Linked DNA regions of Homo sapiens: region 2 is linked to region 1. Evidence: read pairs that join two places in POLR2A ChIA-PET (ENCODE). Cell type or tissue: PC-3. All regions are shown on one strand. Links, peaks and the distances in the headings refer to the core of each region. The heading gives the core; the rest is flanking DNA.

Region 1 (5,383 bases), core at 116-5,115:
ATATTCGTTAAGAATGCAGGGACATATACTGTGTCTCTGTACTGTAGGAAGCTTGACATACTAGTATCAGTCATATAATCGTGTAGGAATGATCATCCTTACAGTATTATACCTTATTTTAGTTGAGAAGAAAGTGGTATTGTTTAATGACAAATTGAACCTAAAGCCTAAAGACTGGGTTCCAGATCTGTTTTCTCTACTCATTCCTATATGATAATTGGTAAATTAACCTCTCTGAGCCTCATATGTAAAATTGGGTTCTCTGTTGTTTTGTAACATGAAAACCTTAGTGGCTGAAAACAACAATGATTGTTTGTTATCTCATGGTTGCTGTGGGTCAGCAATTTGAGGGTCCTTGCTTGGTTCTCTGGAGGTTGCTGTCAGATATCAGCAGGAGTGGAAGTTTTATAGGAGCATCACTGGAGCTAAAAGATTCACTTCCAAGGTGGCTTACTCACTTGGCTGGCCAGTTGGTGTTGGCAGGTTGGTTCCTTTCCACAATGGGCTTGCCGTGGGACTATTCTCATGAGATGGCAGATGACTTTCCCGAGATTCAAGCTGCCAAAGTAGAAACTGCAGTGCCCTTTATGACTTACCTGTGGAAGTCATACACCATCATTTCAGATGTATTCAATTGGTTCTACAGACCAGCCCTGATTCAGTATGGGAGTGGATTACACAAGGACATGAGGCAAGGATCATTGTGGACTGTCTTGTGAGGGTAGGCTCTCTGAGAGGATAACAGTCTCTACCTGACATAGGATTGCTTTGAGTTTCATTGTAAGCATTTATGTGAGAGTCCTTTGTAAACCATTAAAGCAGCATATAAATGTGTTATAGAAGTGATGGTGGCTCACACCTGTAATCCCAGCACTTTGGGAGGCCGAGGCAGGTGGATCACTTGAGGTCAGGAGTTTGAGAACAGCCTGGCCAACATAGTGAAACTCTGTCTCTACTAAAAATACAAAAATTAGCCGGGTGTGATGATACATGCCTGTGATGCCAGGTCCTCAGGAGGCTGAGGCAGGAGGATCTCTTGAACCCTGGAGGTGGAAGTTGCAGTGGGCAGAGATTGTGCCCGTGCACTCCAGGCTGGGTGACAGAGTGAGACTCTGTCTCAAAACAAAACAAAACAAAACAAAAATGATGCTATTCCTTTTGACCAGTAAAACTGAATGGAAGTTGAATTATTTTGCTTTGTGCCATGTTAGCATTATGACACACCTTGCTCCAAATCCTTTCCTGCTTGCTTTACCTTATATCTTACTTTATATTCAAGAATTCTCCCCCTTTAATAATCAGCTAGAACAAAATAGCCTTTTTCAAGTTTCTCACATCTCTGGTGTAGAAGTAGTACATTGAATGGGAGAAAATTATAAACGAGCAGTGGCTATAGCATGAACTTGTTGGTCATCTGAGTAATAGCCTCAGGTTTCATTCTAGAGCATCTCCTTGAGGAAACCTCTGAATGCCTTCTTTGTATTTCTCTTTTAGTACTTGCTCTACCTTGCCTGGATTATAGTCTTACCATATTTTTTACTGGAAAATTCTTAAGGTAGTAGGGGCTATATTTCCTCCTATTCAGTGTCTTTTATCACCTTTAACCTAATGCTTTGTACTTCACTGGTGCTTAATCAGTGTTTACTGAGCTGGACTGCTGGCAGAACTCGAGCCTTTGTGCTTCCCTGAAACTTCAGATGAAGAAGGTTGTATTTTGCTGAGGTGGTAGTGATGGTGGTGGTGGATCCTGCCAGAACCATCTTTGAGCCTGTCTTATAGGTCCCTGATTTGCCACTGGAGCCCTTAGCCTCTCATAAATGACTCAGATATTTGGACTCTTTGTTAGTTGCTTAGCCTGGCTTCCTCACCGATGACCAAAGCAAGCAAGTGACCACACACACACACACACACACACACACACACACACACCTCTAACAGTCATACCTAACATACCTAACATACTATTTGTTACTAAACATATTGTATGTTTTTGGTAATACATAGTACGTTAGGTATAACTTTCAGAATCTCATTGAACTCTTGCCCAGTTTGGTAATACATAGTATGTTCTTGACTTCTTAGATTAAGAATACCCAGAATATAAAAGTGTACAACTTTCTTTCAGGCAATAAATCATAAAAATTTAATATTTGTACTTTTTTCCAAGTTATTCTGAGACATAGGTCTTTGTCACACACACTTTTATATATCTTTCCTTTGAAAAATGTAGCATTTACAGTCAACTTTTGAAAAATCATCTTGCTTGTCGCTGGGGGACACATTGCAAACAGATTATCAAGTTCTAGTTACGGAATTGTATACAGCAAAGACTTTTTTTTAAAGAAGGGAAATGTTTGTAATGTCATCATGTTTTGTATTTTAGGATAATTTCATTTCATATGATTTTCCCATTATGTAAACCAATAAACAAATTTGTATCAACTCAGGATTCTTTTCTCCTTGTTGCTGCAGATTTTCTCCTGCAGATTTATCTGCTGACTTCCCTCTTTAGCAGTTCTTTGCTTCCTTAGCCCCACTACCTGTCTTCTCCATCTCATTTGTACCTGACTCCTTCCCTGTCTTTGGACTCAGTATACTGATGACCATTAGAGGATAAGCAGGCTACAGTGGGCAGAGCAGATGTTATGAGGAGCAATGTGTGTGTAAATAAGAGCTGTGCAGAAGGTTAGCATTGACAGCCAAGGATGCTTTCTACTAAATAGTTAACAGAGGACCTGTGAAGTAATAATTGATAGGAGAAGATTAAGATTGCCGCAGATATTTTGCCTTATTTAAAATAGACTTTTTTTTAGGGTCTTTTGGTTCACAGTAAAATTGAATGGAAGGTACAGAGATATCCCATTTACTCCCTGCCCTCACACATGCATAGCCTCTCCTGCATGATCAACATCCCCCACCAGAATGGTACGTTTGCTACAATTGATGAAACTACATGGACACATCATTATCCCCCAAAGTTCATTGTTTACATTAGGGTTCATTCTTGGTGTAGTGCATTTTGTGGGTTTGGACAAATGTGTAATGCCATGTATGTATGCTTATAGTATACAGAGTATTTTCACTGCCTAAAAATCTTGGGTTGTGCTTATTCATCCCTCCCTTCTCCTAACCCCTGGTAACTTCTGATCTTTTCACTGTCTCCAATGTTTTTGCCTTTTCCATAATGTCATAGAGTTAGAATCATACAGTATGTAGCCTTTTTGGCCTTTATTTTTAGTTTTATTGGTATTGCAGATTATTTACTAAGGATCTTGGTATTTTCCCAGGAGCTTATTTGTTTAATAGTTGCTTGAATAAGAGTTTTTTTTAGTGTCAGATTTAAATACTGAATAATTATTATTTAGTTTTGTTAAATATTAATAACTATTTAGCACTGTTATTATGTGAGGGCAGTTTGAATCAGTTTATAAATGAATTAGCTTGTGCTTTTTATGAGTCTCACTATGTTTTTTTTTTTTTTTTTGACACGGAGTCTCGCTCTGTCATCCAGGCTGGAGTGCTATGACGTGATCTCGGCTCACTGCAACTTCTGCCTCCCAAGTTCAAGTGATTTTCGTGCCTCAGCCTCCCAAGTAGCTGGGATTACAGGCATGTGTTACCATGTCTGGCTAATCTTTGTATTTTTAGTAGAGATGGAGGTCTCACTATATTGGCCAGGCTGGTCTTGAACTCCTGACCTCAGATGATCCACCTGCCTTGGCCTCCCAAAGTGCTGGGATTACAGGTGTGAGCCACCACACGTGGCCAGAATCTTACTATTTCTCATGTTTAAGAGACATCCTGTAGTCTGAGTATGTGGATTATGACAACATATTAGAAGATTTTTTGAGACCTGTCTGATGTATATGACTACATTATGCTAATACTCTAAACATTCAGTTAAAACTTCTATATTAAAAGTTAAAAAATAGGCTTTAAATATAAATATCCAGATGTTAAAGTGGTGATATATAGTGAAAAGGATATGTAAGATCTTTATTCAGGTGCTAGCTCTGTTATTACCTATGTGAACATGAACAAGTCACTTTTTGTCTGTGAACTTCATTTTCCTTCTGGGAAAGCAGAGATAACACATACTTCATGGGTTATTTTTGAGGACTTCATAAGCTGTTTGTAAGAATCCTATGTGAATTTAAACTCAGAGAATAGTGGGGAATTGTTCGGTTAATGAGTCAGACTTGGTTACTATCATAGACTTAAATTTTTTTGTTTTGAAGATTAATAGTAAAGAAGGGAAATAATGATTTGGGGCTAACAAGTCAATACTGCCAAAAAGATGGTTATTTAGGAGCATCTGAGAAAAAAATGACTGTATTTTTTGCTGAAAATGTCTCACTGATTAAGCCTTGTCTTCTTCTGAAAGGTATACCCTTTGGGATATTCTCATTGTGTGCTTGGGTCTTAATCATATTTATTACCTAGTTGTCAGCTTGAGATGTTAGTCTTCCTTCCAAAAGCATAAATTATGTTGCCACATTTTTGGATAGTGTCAGAGACACATTATTTCCTGTTTGTAGGAAGAAAATGCTAGATTCTAAAGCACTTATGACCAGTCTCTGTATGGGTTAAGCCACGAGGGCAAGGTAGAATTAGATGGAAAGATTCTTGGGAAGAGAATAGAAATAGGCTTGTAAAGTTAAATTCCTGAGGGAGGTGTTGTATTGAATACAATTCTAGTTTCAATCAAAATGTCCCTATAGTTTAAAATACTTAGAGAAAAATGGTAAGTGACATGATAATGAATTAAAATTATAAAAAAAACTATACACTTCTGAGTTTGAGAATGGTTGATGGTGATTACTTCGAGATAAAGGTGTAATTGTCATCTCCTGTTAGTACCATTGACATGCTTATTATATTGTAATATCAACTTTTTGTATTTATACTAATTTACTTTCTTCTGTTAACTTCAAAGTGTATCATATATCTAAAGACAGAACGGTGGAATATCCTATGACAAAAGATGTAAGAATGACTGTTAAACCACTAACCCCTAAAGTAGACATGGGGAATCAAAAAGGAATTGTCACCAGCAAATAAGAAATAGTACAGACAATTCCTGTTAGGTGTTACCTGATTTATGATATTGAGAATGGGGAGAAGAAAATTTTAAAAGCATTCTAGAGAAGCATGCAGTCAAACAAACTTTATTTTTTGAATGTATTTGTTTGGAAGAACTTTTTTTTTGTAGCAAGCACATAGAAGGTCATTTTAGAGGATTGAATTGGGTGACAAGATAGATAATATTCTCTCCCTGATAGATAATATTCTCTCCCTGAAACTGGTTTCTCACTACCCAGGCTAAACGTGGGGAAATTCAATGGTCATAACATCTCATGAATTCTTTCTGGACATTTAATGT
Region 2 (5,383 bases), core at 286-5,285, 59 kb before region 1:
TATTATAACGCAGGTATACAGAAGTGTCTGGGAGTTGAAGTCCTTAAGACACCTAAGCTCAGCCTTCAAGGAGTTGGCAAGGCCAAGGATGTGTGGAGAAGAGTGCTTCAAGGAGAATGAGTAACAAGTGTATGGGTTGGCTGGGCATGGTGGCTCACACGTGTAATCCCAGCACTTTGGGAGGCCAAGGCAGGCAGATTCCCTAAGATCAGGAGTTCGAGACCAGCCTGGCCAACATAGTGAGACCCCTTCTCTACTAAAACTACAAAAATTAGCCAGGTGTGGTGGCGGGTACCTGTAATCCCAGCTACTCAGGAGGCTGAGGAAGGACAATTGCTTGAACATGGGAGATGGAGGTTGTGGTGAGCCGAGATCGCACCATTGCACTCCAGCCTGGGCGACAGGAGTGAAACTCCATCTAAGAAGAAAAAAAAAAATAAGTGTATGGGTTGAAAGGCAAGGGAGCAGGTATCATTCTGGAAATTATAAGTCCTTCTATGTAGCTGAAGCATAGAATGTGAGAAGGAAGGGATGAGAAGAAATAAGGAGGGGAAGAAAGCAGGACCAGCCATAAATAAGCCTATGGTGAAAAACTAAAAAGCCAGGGCTTTCTGTTGCAGGTGAAGCCTTTTAAGCTAGGGAGCTGCAGGATCAAATTTGCATTTTTAGAAAGATGGCCCAGTAAGCAGGTTGGGGAATGGGTTGTTAACTGTGTTTCCCAATGTATATTTCACTCATGATTTAGCACAAGTTTTAACTTATTCTCAAGTTCCCCGGAGGTATTTCTTTACAATGTTTGGTCTGTAGCTACAACTTGGCTACACTGTGAGTGCAAAGCTGTGACTCTGTGATAGAAGGTGAATGAAAGAAATGGGGGTGGGGGGGACATGATAATATGAAGTAGGGGTCAACAAACTGTGACCTGAAGCCAAAGTTTTATGCTGTTATTGTAAAGAAAATTTTTTTTTTTTAACTTTTTTTTTTTAATTTTTATTTTTTTTATTGATCATTCTTGGGTGTTTCTCGCAGAGGGGGATTTGGCAGGGTCATAGGACAATAGTGGAGGGAAGGTTGGCAGATAAACAAGTGAACAAAGGTCTCTGGTTTTCCTAGGCAGAGGACCCTGCGGCCTTCCGCAGTGTTTGTGTCCCTGGGTACTTGAGATTAGGGAGTGGTGATGATTCTTAACGAGCATGCTGCCTTCAAGCATCTGTTTAACAAAGCACATCTTGCACCGCCCTTAATCCATTTAACCCTGAGTGGACACAGCACATGTTTCAGAGAGCACAGGGTTGGGGGTAAGGTCACCGATCAACAGGATCCCAAGGCAGAAGAATTTATCTTAGTACAGAACAAAATGAAAAGTCTCCCATGTCTACTTCTTTCTACACAGACACGGCAACCATCCGATTTCTCAATCTTTTCCCCACCTTTCCCCCCTTTCTATTCCACAAAGCCGCCATTGTCATCCCGGCCCGTTCTCAATGAGCTGTTGGGTACACCTCCCAGACGAGGTGGTGGCTGGGCAGAGGGGCTCCTCACTTCCTAGTAGGGGTGGCCGGGCAGAGGCGCCCCTCACCTCCCGGACGGGGCGGCTGGCCGGGCGGGGGGCTGACCCCCCCACCTCCCTCCCGGACGGGGCGGCTGGCCGGGCGGGGTGCTGATCCCCCCACTTCCCTCCCGGACTGGTCGGCTGGCCGGGCGGGGGGCTGAGCCCCCCACCTCCCTCCCGGACGGGGTGGCTGGCCCGGCAGAGGGGCTCCTCACTTCCCAGTAGGGGCGGCTGGGCAGAGGCGCCCCTCACCTCCCGGACGGGGCGGCTGGCCGGGCGGGGGGCTGACCCCACCTCCCTCCCAGACGGGGCGGCTGGCCGGGCGGGGGGCTGACCCCCCCCACCTCCCTCCCGGACGTGGGGCTGACCCCCCCACCTCCCTCCCGGATGGGGCGGCTGGCTGGGCGGGGGGCTGACCCCCCACCTCCCTCCTGGACGGGGCGGCTGCCGGGCGGAGACACTCCTCACTTCCCAGACGGGGTGGCTGCCGGGCAGAGGGACTCCTCACCTCTCAGACGGGGCGGCTGCCGGGCGGAGGGTCCCCTCACCTCTCAGACGGGGCGGCTGGGCAGAGACGCTCCCCACCTCCCAGACGGGGTCGCAGCCGGGCAGAGGCGCTCCTCACATCCCAGACGGGGCGGCGGGGCAGAGGCGCTCCCCACATCTCAGACGATGGGCGGCCGGGCAGAGACGCTCCCCACCTCCCAGATGGGATGGCTGCCGGGAAGAGGCGCTCCCCACCTCCCAGACGGGATGGCGGCCGGGCAGAGATGCTCCCCACCCTCCAGACTGGGCAGCCAGGCAGAGGGGCTCCCCACGTCCCAGACGATGGGCGGCCAGGCAGAGACGCTCCCCACCTCCCAGACGGGGTGGAGGCCGGGCAGAGGCTGCAATCTCGGCACTCTGGGCGGCCAAGGCAGGCGGCCGGGAGATGGAGGCTGCAGCGAGCCGAGACCACGCCACTGCACTCCAGCCTGGGCACCACCGAGCACCGAGCGAACCAGACTCCGTCTGCAATCCCGGCACCCTGGGAGGCCAAGGCTGGCGGACCACCCACGGCTAGGAGCTGGAGACCAGCCCGGCCAACACAGCGAAACCCCGTCTCCACCAAAAAAGTACGAAAACCAGTCAGGCGTGGTGGCGCGCGCCCGCAATCGCAGGCACTCGGCAGGCTGAGGCAGGAGAATCAGGCAGGGAGGCTGCAGTGAGCCGAGATGGCAGCAGTACAGTCCAGCTTCGGCTCGGCATCAGAGGGAGACCGTGGAAAGAGAGGGAGAGGGAGACCGAGAGGGAGAGGGGAGAGGGGAGAGGGGAGAGGGGAGAGGGGAGAGGGGAGAGGGAGAGGCAGAGGCAGAGGCAGAGGCAGAGGCAGAGGCCTGTAAAGAAAATTTTATCGGAACACAGCCACCCCTATTTGTTTTTGTATTGTCTATGGCTGCTTTTGTACTGCAACAGCAGAGTTGATTAGTTGTGTGAGAGTGTATGGAATGGAAAGCAGAACATATTTTACTCTCTGTTAATGAAAAAAGTTTGCTGACCTCTAATTTAAAGCGTTAAAATTTTGCATATTGGCTGGTCACAGTGTCTCACGCCTGTAATTCTAGCACTTTGGGAGTCCGAGGCAGGAGAATCACAAGGTCAGGGGTTCAAGACTAGCCTGGCCAACATGGTGAAACCCCATCTCTACTAAAAAATACAAAAAATTAGCCGGGCGTGGTGGCAGGCACCTGCAATCCAGCTACTTGGGAGGCTGAGGCAAGAGAATTGCTTGAACCTGGGAGGCGGAGGTTGCAGTAAGTCAAGATGGTGCCACTGCACACCAGCCCAGGTGACAGTGTGAGACTCAGTCTCAAAAAAAAAAAATTGCATATTAACGTATTTTATTTTTAAATTTATTATTTATTCCCTATATTTAAAAAGGATTTGTCCAAATGTTAAGGCCAGCCCAATGCAAAATTTCAAACCTTGAAAGCTGTGCTGGTAATAATACTGGTAATAATATGTGAAGATGACAATATTAATGGCATGTAGATGATTGTCTCTATGACTTTAATTCTCCTAAAAATCTTCCAAGAAGGAGCAGAAAGATCTTGTTTATGTACTATTGAATTTGATTTTTTTTTTGTTCAATGAAAGGCACTTGATAACAGATAAATTTTAAAATATGCTATATAACTTTTAGCACCTTGTGTCTGAAAATCTCTAAGACAGTACGTGAGTTGGGGATTGGAGTACAATAAGCCTGGTTTTTACTGGATTCCTGGTTTAATGCTTAGAGGTTTAGGACAATCCCTTATTTGTGGGGAAAAATGCACAGAAGTATTTGTTTCTTTGACTTATATTAGCAGCTTCTAAGGGTCCCTATTCTAAATAAGACTGTCTTAGATTGCATCAAATAGGCACCTTACAGAGACTACAGGACTCAGAATAGGTCGTTTTACTCCTGGCGTCTCCTGTAGCCTCCTGTACTCCCACAAGCTGCCTGCTTAGCCACCATGAGCTAGGACACCTCCAGATATTTGAAATTTTGGTATAGAGACACAAAACCCTATTTCATGGTTCAATTTTCTGTAGTGTCTCCATACTCACCTCAGGAGACTGTGACTGGAACATATGCACCAGTAGCATTTATTTAATAAGAACCTCCTTTGACTTGTTTAAGTCCAGAGAACACTGACGCTTAAAAAGAAAAGAGTATATTTCAGTCCTTGATTGAAATTATCCAACGTTTCTGGAAAAGTCAATTTGGATAACAGTTGGTGTTTCACCTCCTAGTGTTAAACCCATCTTCCCTATGCTGTCTTTTTGGATCTGTTAATCAAGTTTCCTGTCTTCTCCAGAAAGCAGCTTAATTGTTTATGTTCTGCAGAAAACCCTCACTGAGAAAGAGATTTAATTTGTATCTTAATCCAATATTTTTATGCAGTATGGTAAAACACTATTACTTGTTACAGTATATTGTCAGCTTCATTATTAGTCTCCTGATAGAATTTCTTCCTTTGATTTTAATCTGACTTCTATTTTTCCGTTACCTCTGTCACAACTTTTGGGTTAGAATTTCTTCCTTTGATTTTAATCTGACTTCTATTTTTCCGTTACCTCTGTCACAACTTTTGGGTTATTTTTTGACCCAAAATACCCTTTTCTGCCAGAGAAAAACATCATCATCACCATAAGAACTATTGATTGCATGCCCACAGGGTGCATGTCATTGTACCTGGGGTTTTACCAGGTTTCATTAGCTTTCTTTCCTTCCTGGTGCAGCAGAATGGCACTCAAACAATAACAAAATACAAAACCAAAAACAAACACAAAACCCACAAATCAACCTGCTTTGTGTCGTTCCTTCTGTCTGGAAGAAGTGAAAACTGGTATTCTAAAGTGTGAGCCAGGCACTAAGATGGATCTCAAAAATAGGTGTTTTAATCAGAAATATATTCAAGCCTATAAGTGTATTATTAGCATGACTTTGTTTGTTTCTTGCTGGAATAACTTTCTCTTCCATCCACCCTTTTCCCTTTTTGCCCCCATCTGCCCTTCTGACAGCAACAAAATGAGTGTTAGCAATGTACTATTATTTGACATCCTTCTTTTTATAAAATTGAATTTCTTTTGATAAATGTCAGAAGGGGACACACATTCTTCAGTAAAATGAGCTGAACCTAGAACAGATTTGTCACTGCCACCTCACCAGTCATCTCTTTTTCTTCTGACAAATACAGTATGTCCTGAGCTTGTCTGTCCTTGGTGACCTTAAGGAAATGGAAAAGTGATTCCATCCTTTCTAATTTCAGCACAGTGAACTGTCACAGATGGCAAGTTAGAAATGAT

The links. Peaks named below come from ENCODE experiments on the same cell type or tissue, not always from the same donor. Only the 100,000 strongest peaks of a DNase experiment are listed, where the experiment ranks them.
Region 2: POLR2A ChIA-PET joins it to region 1 with 9 read pairs; 2 of 35 experiments call an interaction of 5 or more read pairs at or near these places.

The regions. Positions count from the first base shown.
Region 1 is chr7:111,548,042-111,553,424 of GRCh38, reverse strand. All of the region lies in intron 1 of IMMP2L (inner mitochondrial membrane peptidase subunit 2), which reads left to right. Among named protein-coding and RNA genes, the nearest start is that of IMMP2L, 12 kb to the left of the region's middle. In PC-3, for the core only: no CTCF peak of the experiment used is centred there; no DNase peak of the experiment used is centred there; H3K27ac peaks cover 582 bases.
Region 2 is chr7:111,606,770-111,612,152 of GRCh38, reverse strand. No RefSeq gene overlaps it. Among named protein-coding and RNA genes, the nearest start is that of IMMP2L, 47 kb to the right of the region's middle. In PC-3, for the core only: no CTCF peak of the experiment used is centred there; no DNase peak of the experiment used is centred there.